2 separate regions of the Homo sapiens genome follow, and region 2 is linked to region 1. Evidence: read pairs that join two places in POLR2A ChIA-PET (ENCODE). Cell type or tissue: Panc1. All regions are shown on one strand. Each heading gives the region's core, and the rest is flanking DNA. Links, peaks and the distances in the headings are about the cores only.

Region 1 (11,786 bases), core at 3,208-8,207:
TCACTCAGATCTTACTTCAGCTACCACTTCCTCAAGGAAGTCTTCCCTGACTATCTGGGTCAATGCCCTCAAGTAGGTATATGCTTTCAGGCAACCACACCTTTTTATTGGTGTGGTTCTTTGATTAATGCCTATTTTGCATTAGGAACTATTGAATTCTCAGCCTCTCAACAGTGCCTGACACATTTTATAATGCTCAATAAATGATAGCTAAATACACAATATACACATTTTTTTCTATAAATGTATCATGAATAGTTTAAACTTTCAGTGAAATCGTGATTTCCAGAAAGGTTGTAAAACCAGACTTAGAAAGCAGGTCAAGGGATGGCAGACTGGGCAGCAGGGAATACTGTGGTCAAAATCAGGGCCTTGGAACCTCATTGTGAGGTTCATATAGCATAATATCTTCAAGGTTCATCCAAGTTGTAGCATGTGTTAGAATTTCCTTCTTTTTTGAGGCCAAATAATATTCCATTGTGTCTATATACCACATTGTGCTTATCCATTCACCCATCAATGAACACTTGGGCTGCTTCTAATTTTGGCTATTGTGAATAATGTTGTTTTGGGCATGGATGTACAAATATCTATACAAGTCCTTGCTGTCAATTCCTTTTGTTATATACCCAGAAGTGGAATTGCTAGATACATATGGCAGTTCTATTTTTTAATATTTTTAGGAACTGCCATATATTTTTCCACAGTGGCTATGCCATTTTACATTTCCACCAGTGGTAAACAAGAGTTCCAATTTCTCCATATCCTAGCCAACATTTACTATTTTCTGTTTGTTTGTTTTTTATAAAAACCATCCTAATGGAAGTGAAGTAGTATCTCATTGTGGTCTTGATTCGCATTTCTCTAACAATTAGCAATGTTGGGCATCTTTTCATATGTTTATTGGCCATGTATATATCTTTTTGGAGACATTTCTATTCAAGTTCTTTGCCTGTTTTAAAATCAGGTTGTTTATTTGTTGTTGAATTGTCCCTTTGACTCTTGAGATTATGTTTTTTCTTGCCAATTCGTCTTCTAAGGACTCCGAAAGCATCGGGAAATAAATGGAAAGACGAAAATTTAGTAAAAAATAGTATTCTACTATAATGGGTATGATTGTTACATCCGGTTCTATATAAGCAAGGCAGTTTCAAAGCCTCAACAGATGGTGCACAGCAATTGAGCTTTGCTGATAGAGTTACAACAAATTCCATTGAATTAAAACTCCCACTTAGCAGATGCCTTCAACAGTTGTTGTCCTCTCTGAAGCTAATCTCTGTAGCAAAGATATTGTTCTTTTGGTGTTTGTCATTTGTAATGTGTTTGGATCTTTGAAATTTGAGATTTTTCCGTGAAATACTATATTGGCATGTTGGTGGTAGTTTATTTCAGCAGAGTTGAGGGGTAGGAGGATAAAGAGATAAAACATACTTTCATCTCTGACAAAAAGGCACAATGGAGGTGGGTCATTAATAAACCAGTAAAAAACTCGCAAACAGGACATGCATGTATGCTTTATTTACAAAAATGTCCAATATATCTCAAGATTATTTTGCTAAAGATTGCAATATATATTAGTTTTAAGGAAAGTTAAATATTATAAATTATTTTTTATCTAAGCAAGATCACTAAAATAGGACTCTGTTTACAGCTCTTATAATTACTATTGTTAGATTTTCTAAATATCAATAGTTGCTTATCAAAACTGGTAAAAAATGCAAGCAAATCTATGACTAAGCAATTAAATTTTATTGCGTGAAAGTAATATTTAATATAAGATTGAGATGATTTATCAAAATATTTCATTCTGTAAAGTCTTACCAAGTTCTTTAGAGTCCAGAATTTTCCTTTGTACAAATCATGAAACATTCCTTTTTGGAGGGCTATTAAGAGAAGACAACACGGGATTGGAAACAGTACAGAGAGATGCAAATAAAATCATCCAGTTTATATTGCCTCTGCACATTTATTACTGGATAATTCATCATCATTTCAAGCTCATTGTATGTCCAAAGCAAATTCATTATTTTTAACCTGTTGGATGTTCCTAATAACCACCTCTTATCTCCATTTCTAAGTCCAGTCCCTCATTCAACAACCATGAGGGCAGCAAGTTCTTCTTGGTCTAATTAACCACAAAAATCTGGCAGAACTAGACTTCTTTAAATCTTGCTTTCATCTCTATCCTTCTCAGGCAGTATAAACATTTGTAATAGCTCCTTGTTTAATCTCACATCAAGTCTTTTAAACTCTGGCCTTCCAGAGTTCTCATAATTGGGCCTTACCTTGCCTATGTAGCAATATTTGTCCCTCCCTCCCATTGAACCATCTCTGCTCTATAGGTCCCTTCCTTCACTGTTCTGCCTCTTGCCCCCCGTATTAGTCAGGGTGGGTTCTCTGAGGGACAGAACTAATAGGATAGATGTGTATATGAAGGGGAGCTTATTAAAGAGTATTGACTCACATGATCACAAGGTAAAGTGCCACAATAGGTCGTCTGCAAGCTGAGCAGCAAGGAAGCCAGTCCAAATCCCAAAACCTCAAAAGTAGGGAAGCCGACAGTGCAGCCTTCGGTCTGTGGTCAAAGGCCCAAGAGCCCCTGGCAAACCACTGGTGTAAGTCCAAGAGTCCAAAAGCTGAAGAACTGGGAGTCTGATGTTCGAGGGCAGAAAGCATCCACCACGGGAGAAAGATGAAGGTGGAAGACTCAGCAAGTTGGCTTCTCCCACCTTTTTCTGCCTGCTTTATTCAAGCCCCCCTGACAGTTGATTAGATGGTGCCCCCCACCCCACCCTACATTGAAGGTGGGTCTGCCTCTCCCAGTCCACTGACTCAAATGTTAATCTCCTTTGGCAGCACCCTCACAGACACACCCAGGAACAATACTTTGCATCCTTCAATCCAATCAAGTTCAAACTTAGTATTAACCCATCATTTAGCATTGGGTATATCTCCTAATGCTATCCCTCCCCGCTCCCCCCACCCCACAACAGTCCCCGGTGTGTGATGTTCCCTTCCTGTGTCCATGTGTTCTCATTGTTCAATTCCCACCTGTGAGTGAGAACATGCAGTGTTTGGTTTTTTGTCCTTGCAATAGTTTGCTGAGAATGATGGTTTCCAGCTTCATCCATGTCCCTACAAAGGACACGAACTCATCATTTTTTACGGCTGCATAGTATTCCATGGTGTATATATGCCACATTTTCTTAATCCAGTCCATCACTGTTGGACATTTGGGTTGGTTCCAAGTCTTTGCTATTGTGAATAGTGCCGCAATAAACATACCTAATGCTAAATGACGAGTTAATGGGTGCAGCACACCAACATGGCACATGTATACATATGTAACAAACCTGCACGTTGTGCACATGTACCCTAAAACTTAAAGTGTAATAATAATAAAAAAATAAATAAAATAAAATGAGAAAATAATAATAATAATAATAATAAAAGAAACAGTATTAACCGTCACACCACCTCTTGCCTCTGGCTTCTCCACCCAAGACCTAACCCCTGGAGTCCTGAAACATTTCCTGCTTTCAATTCCTGTAGTGCTCAGAGTTAGAACTTTTCAGTTTATTTCCCAATTATACACTGTTTCTGTGATTTTATACTTGTGAGTCACCTCTTCTATTACATTATAAGCTTCTTGAAGGTAGTTTAAATGTTTCATGGAAAGCCAGTCAGTTCACATAGGGTTCTAGTTACTTTTCACCATCTCTACCACCAATGCCTCCAAATCCCCCACTAGAACTGCTACAATACCCAAGGGACTGATCTCTCTCTGTCCACTGTTGTTCCACAATCTATTTGCCACCTGCAGCCAGTGATCTTTGGGAAATACAAATCTAATCCAGACATTCCCCTGCCTAAAACCTCATTGGATGCAGCTGTGTTCCAATAAAACTTTACTTACCAAAACTTGTGATGAGTCAGATTTGTTTGCTGACCTCTGATTTAGATTAGCTTAGATTAGCTAGAATTACAGAGGTAAGAGAAAATTGGTTTTTCCAATCACAGTGAAAACAAACCTACAATAAGAATTCTCACACCCTAGATGTTTACTAAGCCAATCTTCCTGTCAGTGATTGACTCAAGAATGAACTATGACTCACCTCTGGCCAGTATGGAGAGGAGGTATACTGAGGACATCTGGGAAAATTCCTCCCACTCTTAATAAGCAGCTGCTGGTCTGCCCCTGGCCACTGCCTGGAATGGCTGTGTGATATCTGAAATCACTACAGCCACCAGCCTGAGGATGAAGCTTAACTAAGGAAGGTAGAACCAAAAGATGGAAAGAGCCAAATCGACCAACCATGGATCATGCCCTGCCTTTGGACTTCCCGTGAAGGATCTCTTTTCTTACTGTGTAACCCCATCAGAAATGAGGTTTCTGTGAACTGAAGCTGAAAGTGTCCTAATTGATTCAATTTTATATCTCCCCAAATTTATTTTAGTTACAAATATACCAAACCACTGGTACCTCCATGTAGGGAATTTCTTGTTTCTTTTAAGAGACATCATCATGGTATTTTACCCTTCCCTGAAAAATCGTCAGGTGTTGAGGCTGCCATTTCAAATCAGGAAAAAGGGAATAGCATTGCCCAGTTATTTTTTAATATTCATGCTCTTACCCCAGAATAAATACCCTGGAAGCCCCAGCCCTGCATTTTTTTTTTTTTTTTTTTTTTTGAGACAGAGTCTCACTCTGTCGCCCAGGCTGGAGTGCAGTGGCGCGATTTCGGCTCACTGCAAGCTCCTCCTCCCAGGTTCACGCCGTTCTCCTGCCTCAGCCTCCCGAGTAGCTGAGACTACCGGCGCCCACCACGACGCCCGGCTGATTTTTTGTATTTTTTAGTAGAGACGGGGTTTCACCGGGTTAGCCAGGATGGTCTTAATCTCCTGACCTCGTGATCCGCCCCCCTCGGCTCCCCAAAGTGCTGGGATTACAGGTGTGAGTCACTGCTCCCGGCCGCCCCAGCCCTGCTTTTGGAACCAATTCTTTTTAGGCTCTTCCTCTGACTCAACATAGCAGACATTAGTGACCACCTATCCTGCAGCCATTCTGTCCACTCGTCTTTCCTGCAATCAGAACCTTGATTTTGTTCAGCTATCAGGATACTGCATACTTTAGAAAAGACTGAACCTTCCCCTAGCTCTAGGGAGGATAATCTTCATTAATCTAAGTCCAACATAGAAATTCTATTTTCCCTACCAGTGAATGATTTAAGAATGGGCATGTCTAGAATTCTGAACAGTGACTAGGGGAGAGTTTTTCTGTCTTAAAAGGGGATACAAGAGAGATTTTTTCTGTTGTAAAGTACTTGAAGCTGCTGCAGCCATCCTGCAAGCCAGAGTCAAAAGCTAACATGATGAGCAAAGCACAGCAGAAGAATGAAGAGAACCTGGGTCCTAAATGATGGGCAGGTGCCAATGACTTAACTAAGCCCAGAATCATGTTACCTTAGGCTTTTTATGCTATCTTTCTACGCCAACTGAGTTCAATGTTCTGTTCAATGCCACTGGAACCCTACCAACTGGAACATTCACTGATAAGTTGCTGTGGGCAAATTGCATCTGGGTTCCTCACTTGTCTATACAGGTTAAGAAGAAACAGGCGTGTTGGCGGGCGCCTGTAGTCCCAGATACTCGGGAGGCTGAGGCAGGAGAAAGGCGTGAACCCGGGAGGAGGAGCTTGCCGTGAGCCGAAATCGCGCCACTGCACTCCAGCCTGGGCGACAGAGCGAGACTCAGTCTCAAAAAAAAAAAAAAAGAAAAGAAAAAGGAAAAGAAACAGCATGATGTTTCTGCTGCACTGATCTCTCTCTGAGGTAGTATATATAGACTGTGTACTGGTAAATTATTTTATGGACTCTATGAAGACTGCATGGATATCGTCTTAAAATATTAGGCAAGCCTAATGAATAAGTCAGAATGTTTTATACACCTCAGGCAAATTAGAATTTGCCTATACTTTATATTACAGTCTACTAAATCAATCACTTTAAAATTGGCACCAGGGATTGTAGTAAGATCATCAGACCTTCTAATAAATTTAGAAAAATTATCACAAGATAATTTTGAGTTTTTGTTATCAGATTTTCAGGCAGTTTGTTGTTATTTAATTTAGGATTCTTTAATTATCAAAGCAAAACATGAGAACCAGTTTTACAGAAAACAATTTTGCCCTTATCACTTCATCTTCACATGTGGAAAATATTCAAAGTTTGTTTAAAAACCTCTGATGCAGCCAGGTGTGGTGGCTTACACCTGTAACCCCAGCACTTTGGGAGGCCAAGGTGGGCAGATCACTTGAGGTCAGGAATTCAAGACCAGCCTGGCCAATATGGTGAAACATTGTCTCTACTAAAAAAATTACCTGGGCATGGTGGCGCATGCCTGTAATCCCAGCTGAGGCAGGGAAATCACTTGAACCCAGGAGGTGGAGGTTGCAGTGAGCTGAGATTGTGCCACTGCACTCCAGCCTGGGTGACAGAGAGAGACTCCATCTCAAAAAAAAAACCCAAAAAAACAAAAAAACCTCTGATGCTCAGACAAATAACTAATGCATGCGGGGCTTAAAACCTGGGTGATAGGTTGATAGGTGCCGCAAACCACCACGGCACATGTATACCTATGTAACAAACCTGTACGTTCTGCACATGTATTCTAGAACTTAAACTAAAAAAAACAAAAACAAAAACAAAACAAACACACACACACACGCACACAAAAACCTTGGATGCTCTGTTTTTTTCCCTCTTGTATCATTAAAAATAAAATTCTTGTTTTTATTCTCTTTTGTTTGGACACATTTTAGAGCCTTCCAAATGTGGTGATTATAACTTTTTATTGAATTACTACAAAGAATGATAATAATAATTATTATCACATTAGTATAAAGAATACAGAAAATCTTTGTCTCTATAATATCCCAAGGAATGACAAATTGTCAACATTTCTTTTAGTGGTAATTCATGGAAAATTAAAGAAAATATGGTATATTTTTATATTTATTTAGTTTAGTTTTTAAGTGAAACATTCTGCAGAATGGCACAAAAAATTGTGAACTTTTAGAGTTAAAAAGAATAATTCATTCTTACCAAGATTATGTAAAAGTATCAATTCTCTTGCCCTATATTTTTTTAAGGAAAGCTTCTTCTGGAAAGGATTAGCAGAATAATGAAAGAGAGGACTTAGGTATAATCTTCCTAATGAAGTCAATATTCACCTCCAAATACAAGTAATGTTTATACTAATTTTCTTTTTGAAGTTTGTGTCAGTATTACATGGGAGAGGAAGATGAACTCATATAGACTTTTGACTCTTCCATTAGTCCACATCCATTATGCATCGTATTCTCTTGTCTATTGTGTTCAAAAAATTTAAATGAAAATTTTAAATAGAGAAGGGAGGAAGTGACTAGGCTTTCTCTAATATCCCTGTCATGAATATGTCACTCACCTCAAAATATGTCACTGAAAGTACTACAAAATTGCCATAATAAGCTAGTTACTGCTTTTCTTATCTCCAAGTTCCTTGCCCATTCAAAGCTCTACAGGAAAAAAAAGTACTCCTCAATAATACATTCACCATTCACTATGAATAATACACAGTGAACATTTATGTAATGTAGGTTTTAAAAACTCTCACATATATTATTTCTTTGATTCTACCAATAATTCTGTGAAGAACATAAAACACTTAAAACATAAAAGAGGATTCCTAGCAATTACTAGCAATTAAGACGGCACTATCAAAGGTCATCTGACCCTCCCTCCTGACTTGCTGTCTATGATACAGAGAACATAAATATCAGTCATGTTCAGAAATCAACATAAGAATGTGAAAAATTCTTACAATGAAGGAAAGTTGCTGGGGTCTGAAGTGGAGGAACAGCATCCAAGAATGTGGCCTGGAACAGGAGGGCACCAGGGATCACAGATGAAGGACGGATCATTTTCTTTCCCCCACTACTGCAGGACAAGATATCAGCAGTGCCAAACCAAACAAGAGTATAAGATCAGGACAGGAATCTGGCTGGAGAAATCCATTGTCCAGGCTGGCAAAATGAATAATTTATTAAAATGTATTAAAATCTAAATAAACAAGGGCCCAAAAACAGTAATAACAAAATTAAAGTATAATCTAGTACTAAAACTCCAAATGGTATCAACAGCAATATAGAGATGGTACAATGGGAATTAAGAAATTCTTCCTAAAATTCTTAACTATTTGGGGATAGGTGGGTCAGATTCAGAGATTAATAACATTTAAACAGGTTGAGAAATAAACATAACTACTAGTCTTATAAGTTAGCGCTAACCACTAGACATTTTAAAAATAGAATTTACAACTCTAAAAGTACTAGAAATGAATTTAGGCTGGGTATGATGGTGCATGCCTGTAATCCCAGCACTTTGGGAGACCAAGGAGGGAGGATCGCTTGAGCCCAGGAGTTTGAAACCAGCCTGGGCAATAAAGTGAGAAATTATCTCCACACACACACAAAAAAAAGAAAAAAAACTTAAAAACACCTGCAGTCTCAGCTACTTGGGAGGCTGAGGTGAGAGAATTGCTTGAGCTTGGGAGGTGAAGGTTGCAGCAAACCAAGATTGTGCCACTGCCCTCCAGCCTGAGTGACAGAATGAGCTCTTCTCTCAAAAAGAAAAAAATTTAAACTATCCAGTGGAAGTTCAGAGAATGCAAAAAGAAACAAAACAAAGCATGGTAAAAAGAAAGCAAAGAATAGAGATACATAAATAAGTCCCAGTATTACAGTGGTTACAATAAATATAAATGGGTGAAACTCATTAATCAAAAGTAGAGATTCTCAGATTAATAGCAAAACAAGCTTCAGCAATATATAATTTATAAGAAACATTAAGAAAGGGATATAAAGAGTAGCTGAAAATAGAGAATAGAAAAAAATGTAACAGGAAAACGTGAAACAAAAGAAATCTGAGGCATCAATCTTATCACACAAAAGAAAATGTTAAGGGCAAACAAGATAGTTATATACTGGTTAAAGAAATAAGAGATCAAGAAAGCATAATTAATACATACAGTTCTTTTTTTAATTGAAGTGAAATTCATACACATACTTTTAAAGTTTTTAAGCATTCACAAAATTTAACCATATACCAGCCTACAAGAGACATGAATAAATTTGAAACATTTAACATAACAGCAAATTTGTTTTCTGCCTTCAGTGCAATGAATTTAGAAGTCAGTAGCAAAAGGGTCATTTAAAATTTTCATGTTTCCTAATTTAAAAAATTTCCCATATAACCCTTAGTTTATTTTCCTTTTCTTTCTTTCTTTTTTTTTTTAATTTTTTATTTTTTAGACGGAGTCTCGCTCTGTTGCCCAGGCCAGAGTGCAGTGGCGTGATCTTGGCTCACTGCAACCTCTGCCTTCCGGGTTCAAGTGATTCTCCTGCCTCAGCCTCCTGAGTGTCTGGGACTACAGGTACACACCACCATACGCAGCTAATTTCTTGTATTTTTAGTAGAGACGGGATTTCACCATATTGGCCAGGCTAGTCTCGAACTCCTGACCTCGTGATCCGCTCGTCTCGGCCTCCCAAAGTGCTGGGATTACAGGCGTGAGCCACCGTGCCTTGTCAATCCTTAGTTTCAAGAGTAAATAACAAGTTAGGTTATATAAAATTTAGGACTCATTGAAAATACAAGTATTATATGTCAAAAATGTATGATAAACAGAATAATACTTAGAGAAAATTACAGACTTAAATTGGTCTACCAAAAAAAGTAATATTTAAAACAAATGACTGGTGGGCATGTTGGCTCATGCCTGTAATCCCTACACTTTAGGAGGCTGAGGTGGGAGGATTGCTTAAAGCCAGGAGTTCGAGACAAATCTGGGCAACGAAATGAGACCCTGTTTCTAGAAAAAAAAAAAAGTGTTGAACGTAGAGGCATGCACTTGCAGCCCAGGTGTGGTGGCAGGTGGCTGTAGTCCCACTTACTCGGGAGGCTGAGGCAGGAGAATCACTTGAACCCGGAAGGCGGAGGTTACAGTGATTCGAGATCGTGCCACTGCACTCCAGCATGGGTGACAGAGTGAGACTCCATCTCAAAAAAAAAAAAACAGGGACAATTTGTTTATGCAGGGTAAAAGATAGGAATATGATAAACCTGTGACAAAAAGAAAGAGTAAAATGAGAGAAGATGCGAATAAATGAGTAAAACAAAGTTATCTGAATCTCAAATGTTTACTTAATGATAAAAATTAATGTCTAAATACTGCAGGATCTGATTATGTGTTGAGTGGATACAATAAGCTTTGTATGGGAGGGCTTTTCACAAACATCTCTAAATCTAGCCATCGCTTCCAAGATTATGTTTTAAATTGTCAATATAAACTATGATCTTATTGTTATTAAGAAAAAATCTAGTCCTTTAGTGCAAATAAATAATTAAAGTAAATAAATCTTAATTTTATATATAAAAAAGAAAAAGGGCAGTCATTAAAATCAGAAACTTCCCAAAGAACAACATGTTATGTATAGAAAGAAATCCTTAAATTACTCCCTTAGGCAAGTGGAAATGATGGACAAAAGCCCACTGCTAGTGAATAGAGTCATCTGAGTAAAAAATAGCTACAGCCACATAGAACCTCAGAGCTAAGGATGCTAAACATCTTGCAATGCAAAGGACAGCCCAAGGCTGGAAGCGGTGGTTCACACCTGTAATCCCAGCACTCATGGGAGGCCAAGGCGGGCAGATTGCTTGAGGTCAGGAGTTTGAGAAGGACAGCCCTACGTGACCAGGAATAGCTTGTCCAAAAGGCCAATAGGTCGCCATTGAGGACAAATTATTGACTTACCCAGGATTCCCCCTGTTTGGTTTCTGGTCCATATTTTTTTCCAGCACTACTGTCTTCATGAAGAAATATTATTTTATAGAAAAAAGCTCCTAACATAACCTGATGGGCAGTGTGGGGTTGGAGGAGGATACAAATATTTCTGGAGGTAGCTTACTGAGTGAGGAAAGAGTATTGAAAATTTACAAGTCAATAATATAACAGGAAATAAAACATTATCTATTTATTTTCATACTTGCTCTTGTATCAGGCCACAGCAAGTAGCTTTGCATGTGTAGGCCGATTATGTTAAAAATGATACTAAATTTTTGAAAACTATTTTTATTTTCATAGGTTTTGGGGTAACAGGTGGTATTTGGTTCCATGAGTAAGTTCTTTAGTAGTGACTTTTGAGATTTTGGTGCACCCATCACCTGAGCAGTATACACTGAACTCAATTTGTAGTCTTTTACCCCTCACCCCCTTCCCATCCTTTCCCCTCCCCGAGTCCCCAAAGTCCATTGTAAAAAATGATAGTTAATTTTAAGAAAATTCTGTCAGTAATGTTTAGGTCTCATTTCCCCCTCACCCTTTCTAATCCCTTTGCAGGCTTTTGTGATGCAGAAACAGAGTCAAGTTCAGAAAGAAATATAATTGGAAATGAGTATGTGGTCAAATTCTCCTCAATAGAGAGAAGAAAAAACAGAGATTGGAAGAAAAGGGTGAGCAAGGAGGAAAATAAGTTCAGGTTTTCAAGGAAGTTTTGTTTTGGGAATGGGAGCAACACTTTGGGAGAGATATGGAATGAGAGACAGAGCAAAGGAACCAGAAAAAAATTTTAAGAGATGTTGTGGGTTCGGCATTCATTCCCACATCATAGTCTAAGAGACATGAGTATGAAGATTGAAATCACTTTTGTTTACTTTCAGATATTAGATTGTATTCATCTGAATATCACA
Region 2 (11,786 bases), core at 4,260-9,259, 370 kb before region 1:
TGTGAAGATCAAGGCATGGAGGTTTGAAAATCTCAGTGTCGATTCATTATCTAAAAATCTCTTGAATAGCTCAATTACAAAGTCAGCCATAAGTGGAAAACTATGTATCTAGGGTCTGCACCGTGCCGGCTGCATAAGATACCGAGTAAATGTTTGAACAACTGAGGGAATGAATTCCCAGGTCGGCCATCTCAACTTTTTACAACGTTAATGACAAATATGATTTCGACATATATAATTCATTTGTATCAGTGTTTTGGGTGTGATATCTGTCAGTTGTGATGGCTGTTATATGAGTTGAACAGTTGTGTTTAATCCTGATATGTAAATTGTTAGATACTGCTTTAAAATTTTTAAAATTAGTCTATTCCGAATTTCCAGATATTAATATTATCTCTGAAATGTTGAGTGAATTAGAAGTGGAAGCCAGAGACTTTGTCTTTTTCTCTACAACTCGTCCAACTTCAAACGTGCCTCCTTTTTTCTGCTACTGTTGTTACTGAGAAAACTTGAGCAGGCAGGTCCTTGGTGCTTTTTTCTAACCAGTGGATGGCAAATATGTGATGCACATCTCCTAGCTCCTTAATCCCATGACCTTGACAGCCATCTCTAATTATCACTGAGCGGGGGCAGTGAATCTTTCTCAACTCTGCACTCTAGGCAGGTACCAAAGTCAATTGGAGTGGGCATGTGAGAGGAAACCTAGGGCTGTGACCAAAAATAAACAAACAAACAAACAAACAAACAAACAGGGAGCTGGAGAAGGACTTGTGCTTAGGAACACAGAAATAGTTCTTGGTGAGAACAGAATAATCCAAGTTTCCTGCTTCTCCAGAGCAGTATTCTTAATCACTTTCCTTGCTCATGGAGTGGGATAGGGTTGTGAAAATGAACTGAAATGGCACCCTTTCAGTTTTTTCCTGTTACTTAGGATCCAGCTCACAAAACTAAATTATTCTTTACCTTGTGTGATCCGGGTACTGAAGATAATACAGATTGAGTATCTGCAATTTGAAAATCCAAAATGCTCCAAAATCTGAAACTTTTTGAGTGCCAACAGGATGCCACAGTGGAAAATTCCACACCCAACCTTGTGTGACTGGTTGCAGCCAAAACTTTGTTTCATGTATAATATTATTTAAAATATTGTATAAAATTATCTTCAGGTTATGTGTATAAGGGTGTATGTGAAACAGAAATTTCATGTTTAGACTTGGGTCCCATCCCCAAGATACCTGTATATGATACTTTGTATTATGTATATGCAGATATTCCAAAATCTGAAAATTCAGATCTGAAATCTGAAACACCTAGGGTCCCAAGCATTTCAGGTGAGGAATACTGAACCTATATAACTACTTTTCATCCCAGTAATTTCTTCATTGCCTATGAAGAGTTTAGGAAATAAGTAAAACAAGGACGGGCTTGGGGAAGTGGAGGGAAGGAGTAGAATATAATAAAACTCTTCTGAAGTATTTGGGAAAATATTTTTTAAGTAACTGTTATAGATACAAGTATGTCTTATCTGTTAAGTACAGAGGATTTCCACCTGTCAGTGCTGTTGAAAGTTTTAGCTGCCTTTAAATTTCTTGTTGCAAATGCTTCTTTTCATACATTTAGATGGGCCTTTTTTCTTCAATTAAGTTGAATTACCAAGGTTTTGCTCTATCTATGTAATTTTAAAATGTGAATAGAGGCAGTACATATGGAAGAAAAGGTAGATATTTTCCCTTAATTTGCAGATGTATGAAAAAATATGATTAGAAATTACAGAAGTCAGAATTTTAAAAATAGATTTAGAGATGAGCATTGTAGTATCAAGCACTTTGTAGTTTCCTAGTGTTCTGAAAAGTGTGTGTGCGTTTGTGTATGTGTGTATGCATGCATGCATGTTTGTGTATATTTGCTTTGGAGCATCTTAATTTTAGCTTTAGGAAGTAACTTTGTCACTGCAGTTGCTAAACATATAAGAATACGTATTCATATCTGTTAAATATGGTGCAAAAATTATCTTCAAAAGTTGGCTTTTATTTGTAGGAAATACCTCTTAACACACATTTTCATGTGGAATTTGTATTTAGTCATCTTGACAAGAGTAGTCACTAAAGAGAAATGGTCAAAATTGTGTAGCTTCTAGTAATATTACTCACAGTGCCCTGACTTTACTGGGGTGTGTGTGTGTGTGTGTGTGTGTGTGTGTGTGTGTTAGGGAGGTGAGGGGGTAGGGGAGTGCTGTAACAGATGGCTTTAGATTGCCTCAAATAGGGTTGTAAATTTGACTATAAGATGAGTCAGTTTTCTGTGTTCATTTCATGACCATGCATGGCACCTCTAACCTTAAGTTTCTCTCAAATGCTGTCATAAAGCCATCATTACTGATAGAAAAAACAATGCACATTTCAAGTGTTTATGATAGTGGTTGATAATATCATCTTGGAGTAGAAGAACAGCAAACCTCCTATGTCAAACAGAGCAGCACAGAATGACAGGTCTCTCCATGCAAAAGCTCTGTATGGACTCCTCAGCAAACCTGGAGATCCAGGAAGAGATTCAAGCTAAACGATTGACTTTTTGGCTATCAGTTAAGGAGTTCATCAAATGCCTGAGCCCCTGTCATATGCTGGACTCTACCTTGTGTTAGGTATACATTTTCTGAGCCTTAACAAAAAGATTCTTCCTTAATTTATTTAGCTTCCCCACACATTATTAAGTGGGGGAGAAAATTGCTCAATACACATTATTATGTGGATGTAAAACGTGGACTGAATGGAGGAAAGGCTGTTTGCCTGGAGTCTTTTTTGAGTATCTCTCAGAGAGGCTCATAATTTCAGGTATGGGAGAAAGTCTAGTCATTACCCAGTCCATCACCCTCCTTTCATGCATGAGGATAGGAAGACCCTAAGGATTCTCTGTAGAGGTTACTGTGAACCGTAGTAATTTTGATGTAGCTTTAAGTAGCACGACCTGGACAGAACTGTGGGTGTCCTGGAAAAGAGGAGGAGAGAATAGCAAGAGCAAAAGCTCAGCAGCGGTCTCTTGCTCCCCAGTATCAGGACACTGTTCACATGGGAGGGTTGTGTAGGGCAGAGTAGGAAATACATTAGATTTTTTTGTTTTGTTTATACAGTGTCTCACTCTGTTGCCCAGGCCGGAGCGCAGTGGCATGATAATGGCTCACTGCAACCTCTGCCTCCTGGGCTCAAGTGATTCTCCCACCTCAGTCTCCTGAGTAGCTGAGATTGTGAGCTGAGACTACAGGTGTGCACCACCACACCTGGCTACTTTTTTATTTTTTGTAGAGATGGCATCTTTCTATGTTGTCCAGGCTGGTCTTGAACTACTGGGCTCAAGCGATCCTCCCACCTTGGCCTCCCAAAGTGCTGGGATTACAGGCATGAGCCACTGCACCTGGCCAGAATCTTTTTTTAGAGACAGGATTGTCGCTCTGTTGCTCAGGGTGAAGTGCAGGGGCATAATCATAGCTTACTACCCCTTAAACTCCTGGGTCCTTGACCTCCTGATCCTCCCACCTCAGTATCCCCACCCCACCCAGCTAATTTTTTTTTTTTTTTTGAGACGGAGTCTTGCTCTGTCACCCAGGCTGGAGTGCAGTGGCACTATCTTGGCTCACTGCAAGCTCCGCCTCCCGGGTTCACGCCATTCTCCTGCCTCAGCCTCCCGAGTAGCTGGGACTACAGGCGCCCGCCACCGCACCCGGCTAATTTTTTGTATTTTTAGTAGAGAAGGGGTTTCATCGTGTTAGCCAGGATGGTCTCGATCTCCTGACCTCGTGATCCGCCCGCCTTGGCCTCCCAAAATGCTGGGATTACAGGCGTGAGTCACCGCGCCCGGCCCCATCTAATTTTTAAATATTTTAGAGAGTGGGTCTCTTACTGTGTCGCCCAGGGTGGTCTCGAACTCCTGGCCTCAGGCTGTCCTCCCTCTTCAACCTCCCAAAGTGCTGGGATTACTGGTGTGAGTCACTGCACCTGGAAGGAAATACACTGGTATAGCCTTTAAGGTTCAGAAAAAGATCAAAGGCAGTGCTAACTTTAGTGTACTAAGGAATCTTCTGGAGAATTTCGTGAGAATACACACTGCCTGCTCTTTCTGTTCAAAGGGAGGATATCTAGGCCTCCCTTCAGAGATTCTGGTTTAGTAGATCTAAGTGAGAACTGAGGACTCTGGATTTTTAAACAGCTGTATTGAGATATATTTCACATGTCATACAGCTCATGCATTTAAGGTGTAAAATTTAATATTTTTAGCATATTCATGTCGTTATGCAACCACCACCACTAGCAAATTCTAGAACATCGGCATTGTGTAACCACCACCACTAGCAAATTCTAGAACATCGGCATTGTGTAACCACCACCACTAGCAAATTCTAGAACATCGGCATTGTGTAACCACCACCACTAGCAAATTCTAGAACATCGGCATTGTGTAACCACCACCACTAGCAAATTCTAGAACATCGGCATTGTGTAACCACCACCACTAGCAAATTCTAGAACATCGGCATTGTGTAACCACCACCACTAGCAAATTCTAGAACATTTTTGTCCCTTCTAAAAGAAACCTCATAGCCGTTGGCAGTTGCTTCCCACCGTCAACCCCAGCCCCAAGCAACCACCAGTCTACTTTCTGTCTACATTTGCCTATTCTGGACATTTCATATAAAGGGAATCGTACATTATGTGGCCTTCTCTAACTGGCCTTTTCTACTTTGCATAATATTTTCAGGGCTCATCTATGCTGTAGCATGTATCAGTATTTTATTCCTTTTTAAGGAATGTATCCATAAAATGGATACATTTAAGCTATGCGTCCATAAAATGGATACATTTTTGTGTGTCCATTCTTCTGTTGGATGGTTTCTCCTTTTTGAGTTATTTAAGTAATGCTGCTGTGAATATCTGTGAGGAATCTGCGTTTTTAAACAAGCACCCCGCTTAATTCTGTTGCTGATAGTTCCTGCACATATCTGGAGAAACTCTAACCTGAATGGTTAGTGTTGTAGAATGACTCCCCTCACAGTGCTAAGTCCTCTGTTCCCCATCTCTTATGGGTGCTTCTGCTTGAAGAATCACTGGTCTGTGAGCGGGTGTGTAGTGGCTTAGTGGAAGTGAGGTTCCAGAACTAAATTACATGGTCTGCATGTGCAGGGTAGAGTGGACAGAAGGGACATGACAGGGACAGTAGGCAGAGTAAATGGGTCCTGTACTTTTTCAGAATCTAGTAGTGACTTGACTAGTTCCTGAACTAGGGTGTTGCTGCTGGTGGTGGTAATGGAAAGGAAGAGTCAGAGGTAACAGACTTCATCAAAGGAATACTCTCTTCAGTAATGGTGATTTTAAAATACTCGGCAATTTTTGTTTTTCATTGACTCAGACACAGTTCTGTCTAATTCTGACCTTATCTATTCCTATCATCCTGTTGTTCAAAGTAAATGTATTTTTACCAACTGTTTGAGAGAGGAAATCCTGGGATAATTAGCTGAAGGATATAGTGTAATAAAAAAATACCAAGTTTTGATATTTTGAAGCCTCTGATCTACTAGGGATGTTTAGATACAGTACAAGCCTGAGTCAGAGCTGAACTTCTCAAAGTTCTTTTTCAGACTTGGGATTCTGTGGTATATTCTGAAACTGAAAATAGCTTCTAGGAGATTCACAGTCCCCACCACCACTGCCCATTGGCGCCACTGGGCCCAAAGTGAAGGGCCTAGAACAGCTCACACCTTTTTCTGAGAGCTATAGCACAGCTTTAGAAGAGAGATTGTCGCAGCCAGTGACCCATATCGGGTACTCATAGAGAGGGGTTTTGTTTAATAGGATTACCCTTGACCAGATATCCATGATCTGTTTCACATTTTTCCGTTAGATTATTTGGCACAGATGTGATCAGATTGCCCTTAAGATGCTCTTTGTTCTGTGTACTATTTTTCCCCTCTCCTAACACAAGCATCATTAAAAAAGTCTTGGAGCATTGATACATCAAAAGATTCTTCTTTCTACCTACTTTATCAAAATCACTATGAACACTTTGGTGTATGTTCTTCTAGACTCTTTTCTTTGTTAAAAAAACAAACAAACAAACAAACAAACAAAAAGCCTAGTTTTGCACAGAGTATCACAGCGTGCACTTCCTTGTTAACCTGTTATTTCCCCCTACAAACAATGTGTTGTGAACACCTTCCTATGTTAGCAGATTGATTTCTACAGCATTTAAAATTGGCTGTAGAGTTTTGCATTGTATGGATAAAATACCTTCCAAGTTTTCACTGTTTCATACTGTGATGTATGTTTTCATACATTGTTCTAAAATATCTTAAGCCACATCGTACATATTGCCAGTTTGGTTCTCTGTGAATTTTACTGGTAACAATACAACCTAGATGCTCAGGGTTAATTAAGTATTCTGGGGCAAAGTGCCATTGAACCTGGTTCCTGGTACATACATTCATTCTGATTATTGGTTGGGATAGGTTTATAGTTGTGAAATAGGTGCTACAGACAGTTAACATAAAACATCCTGTAGCTCTCAGAAGATAGAAAATGCACCCTTTAACTTTCAGAAACTTGCATACCTATAAACGTAGAAACAAGGAATTGCATTTTTATTAATTCATGGAATCCAGTCTTCATAATGGATTTAAATAATTCTATTTAAAATATGTGCACACAATCTAAAAGCATTTTGTCATTGTAGCCTAATATCATATAAAAAGAAATTGTGCCTCTGAGTGCACAGTGGACATACCTGTTGTATCATCTGTTTTTCTGGTTTATTGCCATCTTTCTGCCAGAGTCCAGGACCCTAGAGGAGAATTTCACCATCTTCTCTGAAGTAAAATGTGATTTAGGAACCAGCTTGCTTATTTTTTAAAGTAATGAGTATCACTGTTATGTATCAAAAATAAAAAAATAGGCAGATTGATTATAATCTGTAGCCCCTTACTGTAAATTTCAAATAGAAAAGCAAGATTGAGAGGAAATACATCATCATTTTAACAGTGGCTATTTTTGAGTGGTGAGATTATGAACAATTAAACTTTCTTCTTGCTTTTCTGTATTTTCAGATTTCTAGAGTGAACATGTATTATACGCTATAACGCATAGGAATGTGGGAATAAAAATACGGGCCAAATATTTTTAAAAGGTATGGGATGAGGGCGGGTGGGCTGGAAAGAACCCATAAAGATAAGAGTGGGTAGTTACTTTTCCACTGTTAAAGAATGAGGCTTGCCAGCTCCTAAGGAAATCTCTGACCCCACCCTGTACTTTTCAAGCAAGAGCTTTTGAAGTCTTTTGTGCTAGTTAGAGACTAGCATAGTTAGTACAGCTAAGTAAGTATGTAACAGATTCTATTATTAGGTTTATCTTTGCTGATTCCCATTTGATTGACAGCGAGTTCTCCACCCAGAAAGTTTGATTTATTTTGGCAGTTGGAAGAGGATTTTATGGAGCACTTGTTATCTAAAAAAAGTAAGGCTGTGGAACCTGCTTCCCCCACCCCTCTTTTTTAGCTGTTTGGGTTGGTCCTAGTGAGCATGCCTAATCTAAGGATTACTCAGCAAACATGACCTTAGGGCTGGTTTTGTAAATGTTACCAAATCTATTACTTAACCACAGATGTTCTTCCATTGTTGTGTCCCACAGCCAGAGTAGAATGGTGACGATTAGTTCTGTGAGACTTGGATAAAACCTGTATTCTTTAGGTCTCTTTGTATGTGGTGGTTTGAAAGTATTTCCTCACAAAAATTTAAACAATCACATGGTGCAAAGTAAATTGAATTATGTTTTCTTAAAAAAGTTAACTTATATCATTATACAAATTATAGATGCTCATTGTAGAATATTTTAAAAAATATAGCAAGTTCAAAAGAAAAATACAACTTATTCGTTATTCTATTATCCATAAGTTAAGCATTAACATTTTGGTTCTATTTCATTTCAGTCTTTTAAAAAATTGTGTATACATATATAATCTGACTGTGTAAATTGCACTAAGCATTCTATTGTGAACACTTCCTCATAGTCTGGTTTACTTTTTCTATGTTGTAAAAGCAACTTCCTGACACTAGTAAATGGTATTATTTATGATGGGCATGGATACACATATCTTTTATTTTACAGCAGCTGCCTTAAGTAGACTTCCAGTAAATCCTTGAGATGTATGTATTACTTGTGATATTCTTTATTATTATACCCAAATTGATAGATTAGTAGAACTGGCAGGGGCATTGGTCATGGAATTCAGTCCTTTAATTTGAGAAATAATCCTTTGAGCTGGAGCTGCAAGAAATTTTTTTTTTTTTTTAAGAAATGAGAAAAATAAGCCAGAAGAGTTGCCCTTTGCCCAATATTATTAACTTATTTAATGGCCGTAAGATAACACTGTTGGAAGCAGCTGCCTCTTTTCTTGTACAGGTTGGGAAGTTGGGGTATTGAGAATTTAATCAACACATTTTTTTAAAGAACCAGGTTGTACTTCCTTACATGCTCAAGTATGGAGGAAAAAGCCAAACCCTGAGGCTAGTAGTTTAGTATTGAATTGCCAAAATCTATTTATTAATTTCATTTTTCATTCACCAGTTGATTTGATGGCATGTGTAAGCAGTCACCATTGTCTTGATTTCCTGCATGTACCTGTACAGAAGTCATTGTTAACATGATACTACTGACAGTACATGCTTTTCTAGTTGAGGAGTTAAAATAATTTTTTGGCTTTGCAGTTAAACACAGTGGTCGGTATTTAAGGTATTTAAGGAATCGGTATTTAAGGAATCAGTGGAGTTATGAAGTAATATTTGAAGTTTTGATTTTTTAAAAATTGCACATTCAATGTTAACACCTTTCAGTTGGCTTTGAAAAAGCAGTAGATTCTTGGGAGTACTTTCCAGAATATTTGAGAAAAACAATTATGGCTTAGTATTTTTTTTTTAAAGAAAAACAAAGCAATACCCTGAGAGATTATCTAGAAAAATGAAATGGAATTGTTGAGTTTCCCCTTCACCTTGGGAAGAACTCGGGGGAATGGTTGTGAACAACACTGGCTTTGTTGACCCTGAAGTGTAGGCAGTTAGGGCCTGTGAACATGGCATTTATAGTGGTCCACCATCCTTGCTGCCTTGGAAAATTCTTTCTGGAATGGCAGAGGTGCTCTTTGCAAGGCGTGCTTCCTGTGTGAGTACCTATTGTGGAGTCCTCGGTTGAATGGGAGGTTTGTGAGAAGTGGTTTCCCACCAGCACACAATGCTGCCTCTCGGCAATGTAAATACACATTCCACTCAGGGTCAGGCTAACAGTGACTGGCTAGAGCAAACGCCTTCGCAAAGAAAGATATTTTGGAGTTCCATTTATTTATAGCGGCCAGTGGAAAATTAATATGCTTGTTAAATCTATTTTTAAAAATGAAAGGGAAGTCTCTCATCTGTTTGTTGAATGCAAATCAATTAGCTGTGGCATATTTTGATTTTGCTAATTTGTTGCTCTAGGAACTGAATTTCAATGTCCTACTAATTCCTTTGTCTATATTTGAAACTTGAGGTTCTCATTTTAAAAGTTCTCTTTATGCTTTGGAAGACTTCTTTTGGGTTCTTTGATGAAAGACATAAATAAATGAATGACCCTAGAAAATACTAGATCAAATCATGGCGGGACTTAAAATGGGCTCATTGAGCAGTAAATGAAGGTCTAGAGATCAGAGCAGATATGATTCTTCCTTAAGAATGGCAACACAATATTATTTGTCGTTACTTCCTTAGTGTTTGATCATTTGCTTTGAATCTGGGGCATGAGTCTGATTACAGGAGAGATTGCACGGGGATCCCCATCTAACAGGCCTGGATTTATGGGTGTCAAGTCTCCACCTCTCCTGTACTCTGCTGACAGCCCCAGCAGGAAGTACCTGGCCCCCAACATCAGTTTTCTTAGCCCTCCAGCCTGCTTTTCTGCTCTCATGATTTACCAAATGAATTTGCCTCACAAATGTTCTCTAATGAGTGTGGCATAAAGTCCTGGAGAGAGACATCTGTGGTAGAATTAGAATACCTCTTAATTTGGATTAATTTGTTCTTCCTTTAGACCCTGTCAGGTGAACTCTAGTTGTATAATAGAAAGTATAAAGGAGGGACAGCAATCTGTTTTTTTTATGTTTTTACGTATAACTTGCTTGTGTGGAGCAACAACTCTCAAAGTGTCGTCTGGGAGACCCTTGGGTACTCCTAAGACCCTCTTGGGGGTTCATGACATCAAAACCATTAATAATCCTAAAATGTTACTTGTGTTTTTCATTCTGCTTCTTTGAGTTTATTGGTGACATTAACTGAAAAATATTTTGTGTGTGTCTTTTGTGTTCATATAAGGAGAAGTACTAAAATTGAATTGGAGAACATGCCTTTTATACCAAAGCTGAAATTTAAAAAGATTTTTCTGGAAAAATTTTAAAACCCGTTAATGAATTCCTTAAATTTAGAATTTGTGTAACTTCAGCACAGAAGAGTGTCTTGCACAGAGGAGAAACTAAATAGGTATTTCTTAAATGAATGGATGTAGCTGCTTACTTTTTCTTAACAAATTGTATTAGTATAAATTAATGTCATTGTTCACAGGCAGTGTTTAGAATATAGGCAAGCACCATGCTTTCAAACACTGAAATTCACCTATTTGCGTATAAGCCATATATATACCAATTATCATTCTTATCTATTAAATAAAACAAATCTCCTTAATTCTCTGGTGTGCGACAGTTTTCTGTCGAGAGAAAATATTTTTCTAGAGAATTTTGCATTTTTATGTTTTCAAAATGTTTATCTGAATTAGTAATATGACTATATACATACTTTATATTAAAATTTTATCATAATGAGCTAATCTGAAATAGTAAATAGATATTCCCTTACACAGTATGTCTTTGCACCTGCTAATTTGTTTGTTTGTTAACTGTTGTCATTTCATGTGAAATTTCTGTTTCGGTCTCTTCTGAGCTCTAAGTAACACCTGGTATTTGCTTTATGTTCGGTCACATTAAGTGAAAAACAAAGCTGCTTATGAGAATGTCATTAAATGTAATATTTCTCAAGAAATAACTTGCCTTTAGTTAATAAAAAACAGTTCTAAACTGATTTTCAATGTATCAGACAGTGTTCTTACTGATTTCCATCCCCCCAACCATGCAGGAGTGAGAATCAGATAATTTTTTGAAAAAATATTTGAACCAATATCTACAATTGCTTATGTCAGAAATCTTTGAAATATATATTTAAGTATAAATAGGAGGAACTGTCAGTGATGTTTAATGGTACAGATTCTTTTCCTTATAATGAATGTTTCATAACATCGGTTCAGTTAAACAAAACTGAGTGTGTAAAATAAACATGATTGAATTCTATACGAGCTGATTAAACAAAAAATTTTAGTATCCTCCTGGCTGATCAGAAATGAAGGTTAAGGCATGGGGTATGTTTTGAAGACAAATTCACCTTCTGTAACACCTGTCAGATTTCAAAGTCTAGAAAAGAGGCCACAGCTGGGAAACCAAATTTAGACATTGGGGCTTATCTCAGATGAAAGGTTTCGTAGAGCATGGAGGTCTGTTGACTTTGTGTGGTATTTCGTCAGAAGTGTCCAATGCAGATTCGTTTTTAGTTAACTGAGTATAACATTTCATTGTAATGCTATTTAACCTTATGCCTTTATTTCTAGAACCCTAGAATTCTAGCACAGTGCCACCACAAAGTGGGTACACAGTAAATATCTGGTTAACACAATGGTTGA

Evidence for each region. Peaks named below come from ENCODE experiments on the same cell type or tissue, not always from the same donor. Only the 100,000 strongest peaks of a DNase experiment are listed, where the experiment ranks them.
Region 2: POLR2A ChIA-PET joins it to region 1 with 5 read pairs; 2 of 35 experiments call an interaction of 5 or more read pairs at or near these places.

What each region holds. Positions count from the first base shown.
Region 1 is chr3:172,463,315-172,475,100 of GRCh38, forward strand. No RefSeq gene overlaps it. Among named protein-coding and RNA genes, the nearest start is that of GHSR, 21 kb to the left of the region's middle. RefSeq lists a silencer at 4,011-4,211. In Panc1, for the core only: no CTCF peak of the experiment used is centred there; no DNase peak of the experiment used is centred there; H3K4me3 peaks cover 333 bases; H3K27me3 peaks cover 331 bases.
Region 2 is chr3:172,089,704-172,101,489 of GRCh38, forward strand. The region is part of intron 1 of FNDC3B (fibronectin type III domain containing 3B); the gene reads left to right. Among named protein-coding and RNA genes, the nearest start is that of FNDC3B, 56 kb to the left of the region's middle. In Panc1, for the core only: a CTCF peak has its summit at 5,711; no DNase peak of the experiment used is centred there; H3K27ac peaks cover 3,386 bases.